2 separate regions of the Homo sapiens genome follow, and region 2 is linked to region 1. The links are chromatin loops, found by intact Hi-C in ENCODE. Cell type or tissue: B cell. All regions are shown on one strand. Links, peaks and the distances in the headings refer to the core of each region. The heading gives the core; the rest is flanking DNA. Region 1 has its middle 5.4 kb from the start of HLA-DOA. Region 2 has its middle 17 kb from the start of HCG24.

The links. Hi-C counts contacts between places; a loop is a spot of excess contacts. Peaks named below come from ENCODE experiments on the same cell type or tissue, not always from the same donor. Only the 100,000 strongest peaks of a DNase experiment are listed, where the experiment ranks them.
Region 2: it touches region 1 in a loop (10-fold over the local background); 6 of 110 quality-filtered maps call a loop at or near these places.

Annotation. Positions count from the first base shown.
Region 1 is chr6:33,012,337-33,017,716 of GRCh38, reverse strand. No RefSeq gene overlaps it. Among named protein-coding and RNA genes, the nearest start is that of HLA-DOA, 5.4 kb to the right of the region's middle. In B cell, for the core only: CTCF peaks have their summits at 2,584 and 2,785 (motif pointing left); a DNase peak (open chromatin) is centred at 2,756; H3K4me3 peaks cover 1,416 bases; H3K27ac peaks cover 2,659 bases.
Region 2 is chr6:33,123,609-33,128,988 of GRCh38, reverse strand. It overlaps the pseudogene HLA-DPB2. Among named protein-coding and RNA genes, the nearest start is that of HCG24, 17 kb to the left of the region's middle. In B cell, for the core only: CTCF peaks have their summits at 2,486, 2,691 (motif pointing right) and 5,055 (motif pointing left); DNase peaks (open chromatin) are centred at 2,698 and 5,088.

The DNA.
Region 1 (5,380 bases), core at 53-5,052:
TGCTGCTATGTAGAACTGAATGTGGAGTGAGAGGAGAGTGAGAAGGTTTGGAACTTTCACAAGGAGACTCGGGTAATTAATTAATTGATCAGTCAATCAATTAAATGGTTTGCTGCCTCTTTTCTCTTTCTATCAATTCAAGTCAATCCTGCTTTCACCGGGCTCCAAGGCAAAAACTGTGCCTGCTTGCCATTAATCATAGATAAGGCACAACCCTATTACTTAGCAGGACATCTGCGGCTTTCACAATTTGACACCAGCCTGTTTCCTAAGCCTCGTCTCCTCCGGCTCCTCGTTTACTTGGCCATGCAGCAGTCCCCTGCCCACCATATACTTTGAGGCCTCTGTGCCTTTGCCCAGGCCATCTTCTCTCCTTGCAAGGCTCTCATCCTCTTCTCCGCATCAGTAGACTTGTATTTATCCTCCAAGGCACAGTTCAAACGTCATCTTCTCTCTAGCTTCTCCTACCTAGGGCAGAATTAAGAATTCCCTTTTGTGTATTACACAACAATTTATTTATTGTTGTTATAGCAAACATGGGAAATTGCTATTTCAAATACATAGTGTCAGAAGCTGCTTTCATATTCTGGAGATGTAATTAATCTCAAGGAGGAAATTGACTTTTGATTTAGAAAAACACGTTAATGCGCCATTTCATTATAAATGAAATACCCAAAGCTTGTATAGACAGAAGTTACATGTTTCTGTGAAGCATATGGAGATATATGTTATTATAAAAACATTAATTTACTAGAGGTCTTAATGTTTTCCTTTTGCACTTCTTTAGATGTGACCTTATGCCTATTCACCCAGGGGAAAATTTGGATTTTTATCACAGAAGACCAAAAGCAAACAATATTCCAAAACAGAATATTGACAGCTATATCAAAGTCATAGTCTTAAAAATTAGACATTGGTAAGAGAAAAGGGAGTTTCTAAATTTACAAAAGTCTAGGTCCTTAGAGCTCTCTGCTGGGGATTCATTCTAGACTGAGATCACCTCTTTTGGGAGGTGGGCACTCACTGGCCACTTCTGTGTTCCTGAGATCTTAGAAACACCAGAACCCTCTCCTCTCAACCCTCTGCTACCTCCACATGGCACTAGAGCCCACAGGATCTACCTTGGATCTACAGCTTGGATCTACCCACACACATTCTAGAGTCTCACGGGATCTTCTAGGGATATCCCTGGTCTGATAAAGAGACACTGCCTGTGGATATTTTCCTTTGCTATCCCAATTGCACTCTCTGTTTTTGTGAGGACACTTGGGAAGATGAAAAACACTCTGTCACCATTGTCATCTTCTCCCTGTATCACCAACATCTGACAAATCGAATATTACTTATAAGCTACTATGAAAACAAAAGGAAAGGCAAATTAACCAACATTTTCAGAAGTCTTCAAAAGTTGTAAAAACCATTAAATTCAATATAAAAGGACAAAACTTTAAAGTCAAGTTTTTGGCAAATTGATAAAATTGGGGAATTGATGATTTGATGTATTAATTTCTGATTAGTTGATGGGTTGATTTTAGTGAGTTGACGTGCAGTAAATTGGTGTTCAGGATGGTCATGGAGAGGCTTGAACTGGCCTGGAGCCAGGGGCCACAGCCCAGAACACACGGGCCCAGGATCAGGCTGCAGCCTCGCCAAACTGGAAGGATGTGAGTAGTAGCAGAGCCACGCTGGGGCCACCAGCAGGCAAGGTGGCTGAGCCCCACTGCCTTCGTCAGGGATAATCGATCGCAGATTAGACCAGCCACGGAAATGTTGGCGAGCGATGGGGACAGGCCAAGGAACTGGGGGCAGAGAACCATCAGAAAAGAGAAAAAATGCCACCTAGACCCAGCTTCCCACAGCCAGCACGCTCTGTAAGTTCATCCTCTGCCCCAGGATGTCATTCCCAAAAGGGGGAGGGAGAGGGGGAAGAGAAGAAACCGTGAAAGATTGTGCCTTTCCCAGAAGACATTTGAAGTTTTTCAAAAATACCTCTTTTAAACAGGAAGGGCTGTATCTATGCCTTTCGATGGCCAATTTTGGGGTTTTCCTACCATCATTTGGAATTGTTGCTCCAGAGTGTAATGAGACCAGTTATATATTTTTAAAGTTACTTTTTTTGATGTATAAATTTCAAACTATCTGCAGATATAAAGGAAGAGTGATTTTAGCTTAGAATTTCCCAGGAGACAGAGGTTGGAACTCTGGCATTTAGAGAAGTCAGGAGACGGGAGGGGAAAGTTCTAAGGGAAGTGAGCAGTTCCCAGCCAAAGGGCAGAAGTCCAGAGTTTGAAAAGTGATGGCCAGCAAGAAATCTGCTGTGCTGGGGAGCTGCCCCCAAATGACCACAACAGTCTGCCCAGGGCAGGAGGCTGGTGCAGGAGATGCCATCAACTCCATACGTAAGCACACATTTGCATCACTTCTCTGTCCAGGAATTATCAGACATTCTGGTGACAGCAGTGAGCCATTTGAATTCCTGCAATTAGACAGGCACTTGAAACTGCTTAATTACTAGGGAAAGGATTGCCCCAGAAAGTTGCAGGCCACATGAACATTTATATTGCACATTAATAGACCTTCTCCTTTTTCCACCACGTATTTAGTTCTGTGTACAGACTTCCAAGACAGCCATTCTTGTTGGCAGGAACCATAATTGTGGTCCCAAAGCCTAGCACGGCACTTAAAGCAAAATAGATTAAAACAGAGCGATGCACCAGCAAACAGTCAGATCTAAGGTCCAGAATGGAAAAATTCAATGGTAAGGTCGCCCTCTGGTGGAATATCTAGGTAGTAACAGGAAAGGACTTGAAGACTCTGGCAAGCTGGCTACTTAAATGTAAAAATCTCAGAAAAGGAGCCAGTGGCCAACTGGTAGCCAACCAAGAGCACCCAGAGCAGCGCTGTCCAGTAGAAATATAATGGGAGCCTCTTAATTCAATTTCAAATTTTCTAGTAGCTACATTTAAAAAGCAATAAGAAACAGGTGAGATTAATCTAATACATATTTTAAACCGCAAATATACAAAAAATTGCAAACTGAACATTAATTAATATAGAAATTACTGAGATTATGTATATACATTTAATTAAGTCTTCAAATCCCAGGGCATTTTATACTTAGAGTTTTTTTTGGCTTAATAGCTACAGGTGGCTTGTGGCTACTGCACAGGACAGCACAGTCCTTGAGGAAGGGGATCATGTCCTGCTCTTCTGTGCTCCCAGAGCAGCACACAGTGCCTAAGTCACATCAGGTGTCCTATAAACATGTATTTAATGAAGAATATCCCCCAACACCTACCTGAACTTGTCATGCTCCAAAGAACATGACAGATACAACTTTACCTCAAAGTCAGCATTTTAGACAATTTAGAACAACTGGATTTGTGTCATTTTTAAAGGACACTTTAGTAAGTTTTTGTCGAATCTGTGTTTGCCTCATTATTAGACTCTAGTCCCAATAACAGTACCTCTCCCTAGAGTCAGGGTTATCCACTTTATTCACTTTTATTTGTTATCATTGACTTATTTATTTAATAACGTGCTAGCGTTTAGGGGGAAAAGGAAGATTGTGTAACAAAGATTCAATCATCCATGATCCCTTCTTACAGGCCCTTTCCATCTAGGAGGGAATGTGGACCATACATATACATTCCAAGAAAACAAATAATGAGGAAGCCCTGGTGAGACTGAAAGGTGTTCTGAACTGGGTTGCTTGCTGGCTGTGGCTATGAGAAGGTTCCTGGAACCTTCTGCTCTTGCCTCCCCGGTGTTGGCCTTGAGCAATCACTGCCTGCTCCCTGCTGCAAAAAACGATGGCAAGATCCTGATTGCCTGTCCAGCTGTTGAGGGGTGGGTGAGAAAATCCAAGCTGAAATCCTGCTGGAGTGGGAGGAGCTGGGGACTGCCCTAGTCATTGCCTCCTCTGCCACCCCAGCTATCAGTGCTCCCTACGCCTCCTAGTGCTCCCACCCTGAAGTCCTGACCTGAAGTGACACCCAAAGGGTAGTGACTATGGTTTTGCGCTGGCCTAGGACTCCAGCTGGCCCTCCTTTCTCTTTACACACATGACACCAACACAGATGGCCACTAGTGGGTCAAAATAATACCTTTAGGGAGTGCCGACACCTCAAAAGAAAAACAGCAAACAGGACCATCTATGTCCTTGAAAGAAGTGGTAGAAAATATAGACCAGCCGCTTAAAATGAGCATTAAAAGTGCACTTTAAAAGTCAGAAGCTATTATAATATGAAAAAATAGAGAATATAGGGAAAACACCTAGAAGTTCTAGGTGTAAAAAATATATATAATAGTCAAAGTAAAAGCCACATTAATGGGATAAATAGTGGGAGAGATGCAACTGAAAAACAAAACAGAAAGATGGAGGACTACACTGAGGAGCTAGTTCAGAACAAAAGAGGGAAGAATTGAGAAGTCATCAATAGAAAAGTCAGGGGAAAAGGAGGAGAGAATTATCCAAATATAGATTATATGAGTTTCACAAAGACAAAAAATAGAGGAGAAAAATAGTTAAAGAAATAAAAAGATGAATTCCCAGAATTAAAAGATAGAGAAGATCCATAATGTCTTACAGAGAGAAGGAAAAACCCACTCTAGACACACTAGCAAAATTTAAAAATATCAAAGACAATGAGAAAATTCTAGAAGATTCCAGCATGAAAGACTGACATGGGATTTTCTAACTGTGACATTGGATGCAAAAAAAAAAATTTGGAATGATGTTATTTAGAATATTAAAGGGGAAAATACTTCAAATAGTATGTAATACACAGCTAAACTTTATTCAAAAGTGCTGGTATAATTTTAAAAAATTATCAAGCATACAAGACTTTAGAAGGTTTGCTATGCAAATTCCCACATCTGAAAGTTTTTGGAAGAAGAATTCTAATCAGAGAACGCATTCTAGAAGGTGCCAAAAGATATGAAAAGTAATGTTGACCAAATAATTTGGTGAAGGAGAAAATATGTGAATAAATTTGAAAGCATGCTAAAGTTCTTATCCAGTCAGAGGGAAGATGGAGAAGGTATCGGTAACACTTAAAAAAAAAAAAAGGCAATGAAGATTAAAAAAGAAAACTTGGCCGGGTGTGATGGCTCACGCCTGTAATCCTAGCAGTTTGTGAGGCCGAGCCAGGCAGATTGCCTGAGCTCAGGAGGATAAGCCTGGGCAACACGGTGAAACCCCGTCTCTACTAAAATACAAAAAAAAAAAAAAAATAGCCAAGCATGGTGGCATGCACCTGTAGTCCCAGCCACTCGGGAAGCTGAGGCAGGAGAATCGCTTGAACCCGGGAAGCAGAGGTTGCAGTGAGCCAGCCCAGATCATGCCACTACACTCCAGCCTGGCAACAGAGCGAGACTC
Region 2 (5,380 bases), core at 233-5,232, 110 kb before region 1:
ACTTCCATTGTCCATCACTCAATGGACGCTCTGCAGGAGCCTGAGTAACTGGGACCTCATGCATCTGGCTGCATTAAGATGCCAGGCTGGGATTCCTCTCTCCTTAGAAGCTGTCTTTGTTTCCTGACTATGTGATTTCAGCAAGCTCTCTGGCATTGCTTTTTTGTCTCAGCCCCTCATCATGGAAGAAGGGTGAGCAAGTCAGGAGAAAGGTGGGTATCGGTCACCTCACAGGATTTCTCACCTTTCTTCCTCCTTCTGTGCGTGAAGATGTCCACTCCACAGATGATGAGCCCCAGCATGAAGCCCCTGGCTCCTGTCAGCATCTTGCTCTGCACAGAATCAGACTGTGCCTCTAGGAAGAACAGGCTCAGGTTCAGAGTCACCTCCAGCAGCTGCACCCCTGCTCATGTCCTGTCTGAGATCCTGCAGCCTGATGCAGAATATTGGCACGAGGAGAGCGAGGGGAATACACCTTGCATGACAGGAAACTGAGAAACAGTCACTCTCTCAATTCTAGAACAGAGGGTGTGACCTCAACAACAGACAAATTCAGATTCAATTAGTTGCCTCTCAAAATAACTTAGAATAAGCTAAAAGGCTGAAGGAAGACAACAGTTCCCATGTGTAACGTCAGTTCAGGAAGGTGTCTGCATCCCTAGATTCTTGGACAAGGAGAGGAACTATGAATCCTTAGGACCTCCTAGGCCGGGGGCAGGCAAGTCTCCATTGTCCCCAGGTTAAAACTACACTCAGTGTCTTCTATAGAAGAAAAATGGGGTCGGACATGGTCCCAGGGTATAGACACATAAAACCAGATGAGTGGACCCCAGAGCCAGAGAGTCCCCTGCTCTTCAGAGGTGGAGTCTAGAGGGTCATCAGACCCTCACTCCACTCCACGGTGACAGGACTGTCCAGGCTGGGGTGCTCCACTTGGCAGGTGTAGATGTTTCCCTGCTGGGGGGTCATTTCCAGCATCTCCAGGATCTGGAAGGTCCAGTCTCCATTACGGATCAGGTTGGTGGACACGACCCCAGCTGTTTCCTCCTGTCCATTCAGGAAGCATCGGACTTGAATGCTGTCTGGGTAGAAATCTGTCACGTGGTAGACAAGCAGGTCGTGGTGCTGCTGGGGCTCCTTCTTGGAGGGGAGATGTTCACCCTAGGCTGGACTAGGAGTGGCGAAGTGGAAAAGTGGAATAGCATTTGAGATTATTATTTCTTAGACATGCTCATTATGGAATTGATTTCTAGATGTTGAAAATAGGAATGATGGCCAGGCGCAGTGGCTTACACCTGTAATCCCAGCACTTTGGGAGGCTGAGGCAGGTGGTTCGAGACCAGCCTGACTAACATGGAGAAACCCTGTCTCTACTAAAAATACAAAATTAGCTGGGTGTGGTGGTGCATGCCTGTAATCCCAGCTACTCAGGAGGCTGAGGCAGGAGAATCGCTTGAACCCCGGAGGCAGAGGTTGCATGAGCTAAGATCCCACCATTGCACTCCAGCCTGGACAACAAGAGTGAAACTCCATCTCAAAAAAAAAAAAAAAAAAAAAAAAAAAAGTAGGAATGATGTGATTAGGTCAGCAGATAAGGGGAGTATTGAAACTATAGAAATAGTATTGAGAAGAATAGGAGGCACACAAACTTACCAGTTTGTAGCACATTTAAAAGAAATCTTATCTATCAGCCACTGATTAACAGCCTTTGGACAAAGAATATTTAATCAGCAGCGACACTACCTTATCTTTTGAGTGCTCTATCCTGATGCAAAAGATGAAAAATTTGCTCAAATGATTTCTTGAAATTAATATATATATAAACAACATTCTCATGGTCTATTAATCCAATAACTATATTTCATAAATATATCAAGAAAATAAAGTGAGCTTGACGTGACTTATTCTGCAAGTAACCTATGGATTTTTTGGCCTCGCCTACAAACACTCAAAATCGTCCTATTTACATAATATCCTGAGCCCCTACATGCTTAAATAGTAGAAATCCCATCCTTTTCCCTAAGTTCCTCCTCTGCACTGTGTTGTCACATCCATTGAGGTTCTCAGATAACCAGGTGTTGGCTGTGCCTTGGCACCTCTCTATTTTTGCCCCCTCTTTTTCTGCCGCTTACAGATCAATTTCCACGCTACCACCTGCAGCTTTTCCTTTGGACCTCAGCCACTAGTACCCTTTTCCTCCACAGAAGGCAGAAAAGGGCCAACTGCCCCTAGAGAACAGCTCAATTACAGGAATGTTCCAAATCAGAGCTTCTAGGTCCTTATTTACTCTGTTCTTGAGAACACAAATACACTGACATGGGCCTGGGCCAGGTAAATGAACAGTCTTTAACTAACCCCCAACCCTTACTCCCTATGGCATTTTTGCCTTGTGTCCAGGATTATTCACATTCACAGCCTCTTCCCTCGATGTGATTTTATTTCAGAGGCACTTGGCTCTCGTTCTACTTCAACCACCTCCATAAACTCAACATCCATCAGACTGGTCAGCCCATGTCTGAATCCCAACTGTAGATTAAGTGGAACTTCTTCCCCATAGGTGTCCTGGGAAGCATGAAAGTCATGGGATATATGGTTGTCTGTTTTAAGGTCCCAGAACATTCCATGAGAAGCACTTTGCTCCATCTTCTTTGACGGGAGCTGGTCAGCCTGGAGCACATCAGAGACCTCCAGGGGGCGCTGCAGCTAAGGCTTGATACCCAGTGGCCTCATTTCTGACCCAGTTCAAATATATTTCACCAAGGCAAGGATTCCTGTTTGTTCTAGTTGCCTTTGCTCAGTTAATTCTAGATTTGGGTGGGCATCCACACTGGAATGGCCAGAACTTCTATCCTCCTCTTTCCTCCGTCTCCCCTACCCCTGTGTTTTTCTTTATTCTAATTCATGCCCTTATTATGATTTCCCTGGACAATAATAGCAGTTTCTTATCTCATCTCCCTGCCTCTGGTTCCTGCTCTCTCCAACTGACTTCACAGTCTTCTGAAAACAGATTTCCAGCCTTGTCATTTTTTTTTTTTTTTTTTTTTTTTTTTTTTGAGACGGAGTCTCGCTCTGTCGCCCAGGCCGGACTGCGGACTGCAGTGGCGCAATCTCGGCTCACTGCAAGCTCCGCCTCCCGGGCTCACGCCATTCTCCTGCCTCAGCCTCCCGAGTAGCTGGGACTACAGGCGCCCGCCACCGCGCCCGGCTAATTTTTTGTATTTTTAGTAGAGACGGGGTTTCACCTTGTTAGCCAGGATGGTCTCGATCTCCTGACCTCATGATCCACCCGCCTCGGCCTCCCAAAGTGCTGGGATTACAGGCGTGAGCCACCGCGCCCGGCCTCCAGCCTTGTCATTTTAAGATTTCTGAAGATTTTCAAAAATCTTCAGTGTTCTGACACTTATCTGGTTACATGGGAATCACTTGGGAGCTGATTAAAAACACAGATCTCCAGACCTCCCCACCTAGGGAATCTGAATCTCTAGGCAGTGAGTCTGGGGGAATCTTTGCTTCACAGAGGATCTCAAGGAGAGTCTTCTGAGCAGTGAGGTTGGGGACCTGCTGGCCTAGAGGAGAAATCCACACTCCTTAGTCTGGCATCAGGGGGTCTCTGCAATCTGGCAGCTGATTACCATGAAAGAAAATGCTGCCATGTCGCTGATTTGGGCCTCTATGAAGTCTTAGTGACAGATTTTGCAAATTGTATTACTTTTATTTGGACACCTCTCTCAACCAATTACGCCAGCAACTTTCCTAAACCCATGTCACTCTCCTCATCCTTACTCAATGTGTGCATCTTCTCCCTCTTATCAGATGACCTTCCTTTCACTTTCCCAGGAACAGAGGGATCAATGGTGTGACCTCCTGAGCCTCCTCCTCCTCCCCCTTCATTCTTTCCTCTTTCTCTAGGACAAAGGTCCTTGTTTAGTGAGAGGCTCACTGGTGCTTTTTGGTCTCCTTCACGGGATTTCTCTCTTGGCCAAATTAATACACGAGTTATTAAGAGATTATTTTTAGGCAGCTAAAAAGGGTAAAAGTTCTGGGTGGAATTTTCCTTTAATAAAAAGCAGCCCCAAGCCATTTTTTCTCTAACAGAAAGCAGCCTGAAAACTCAGGCATAGATATGCAAACTAGAAGCTTTTATGTAAATGCTGGCAGCTGTTCCTGGAAGTCAGGTAATTCAATATGGCTATTCTCACCCTCTTTCCCTTCTACGTTTACAGGTGTCAAGGCAGCCTCCAGGTTAAAGCACGTGTACAGGTATCATGGCCGCCACCAGGTGGAGGCCGCATTTGTATAATAAAATACTAGGGTGGGAAGGCCAGTCTTTTTGCAGGTTATGTAAATGACACACCTGGTCAAACCAATCCCCTGAGCCCTATGTAAATCAATCACTGCCTCCTCAAGCCTCTGTACAAAACCAATTGCTTTCCACCAGAAACAGGAGACCCTCTCTTGGGTGACCTGCCTTATCAGCATTAGGAAGCTTTTCCTCTCACTCCTCTTTTCTATTAAACTTTCCGCTCCTAAACCCACTCCTTGTGTGTGTCCGTGCTGTGAATTCTTTTCGGCTATGGTAAAGAACCAGGGTATATACCCTAGACAGTGGAGCTGTTTCATTTTGGGAGCTCATCCGGGATCCAAATCAGAATGGAAGATAGAAACATCGGAGTGGTGAGTATAGAGCAAACGTCAAATCTGTTCTTTAATCTCAAGAATCTCTTCATACCAGTTTCCTTTCATGGAGAACTTCACCATCGCATGAGGCTGGGAAAGTCTTGGGGCAACTGAAAATTTCTGGCCAGGGCACACCCTGGTGTTATTCAAAGGCTTCTGGACTGAACGCAGCCTCCGACAGCCTGTCCAGGTGTTGGTAATGGATCTCCAGCTAACCCGTTGCAAAATTTTCCTTTCCTTTGTATCCGTGGTCACTATGTCTCCTGTCCTCTCTCTCTGTGTGTGCAATTTGCGGGAAGTTTTACAGTTCAGGGAAACACTCCTGTTAGGGAAGATCGGCAAATGCCACAGGCAGTAACTGTTACTCTCTATCCTCTCTGGCGAGCACATGGTAGTGCTAAGCCAACAGCACCACCTAGTGGAAATAAAAATCCTCTTCATCAGGCACCTTGTCGGTTTTTTACCGTAACACTGCCGCTTCCAAATTCTTTCGTGCCGCTAGAAAAGCCTCTTCTGTGAACGAGAAAGCACTGTCTTCAACAGTTTGGAGTAAAATGTCCTCTGTAGTGAAATTTTAGTTCTGATACTGTCTCATCAGCAGGAAAAACAGCCATTAGGTTCCTACGTTCATTTCCGTCTCCAATTAGGATAGTACTTAATTAGCAAGGGGATTTTAGGTTCGGAAGTTAACCAGAGCCATTTT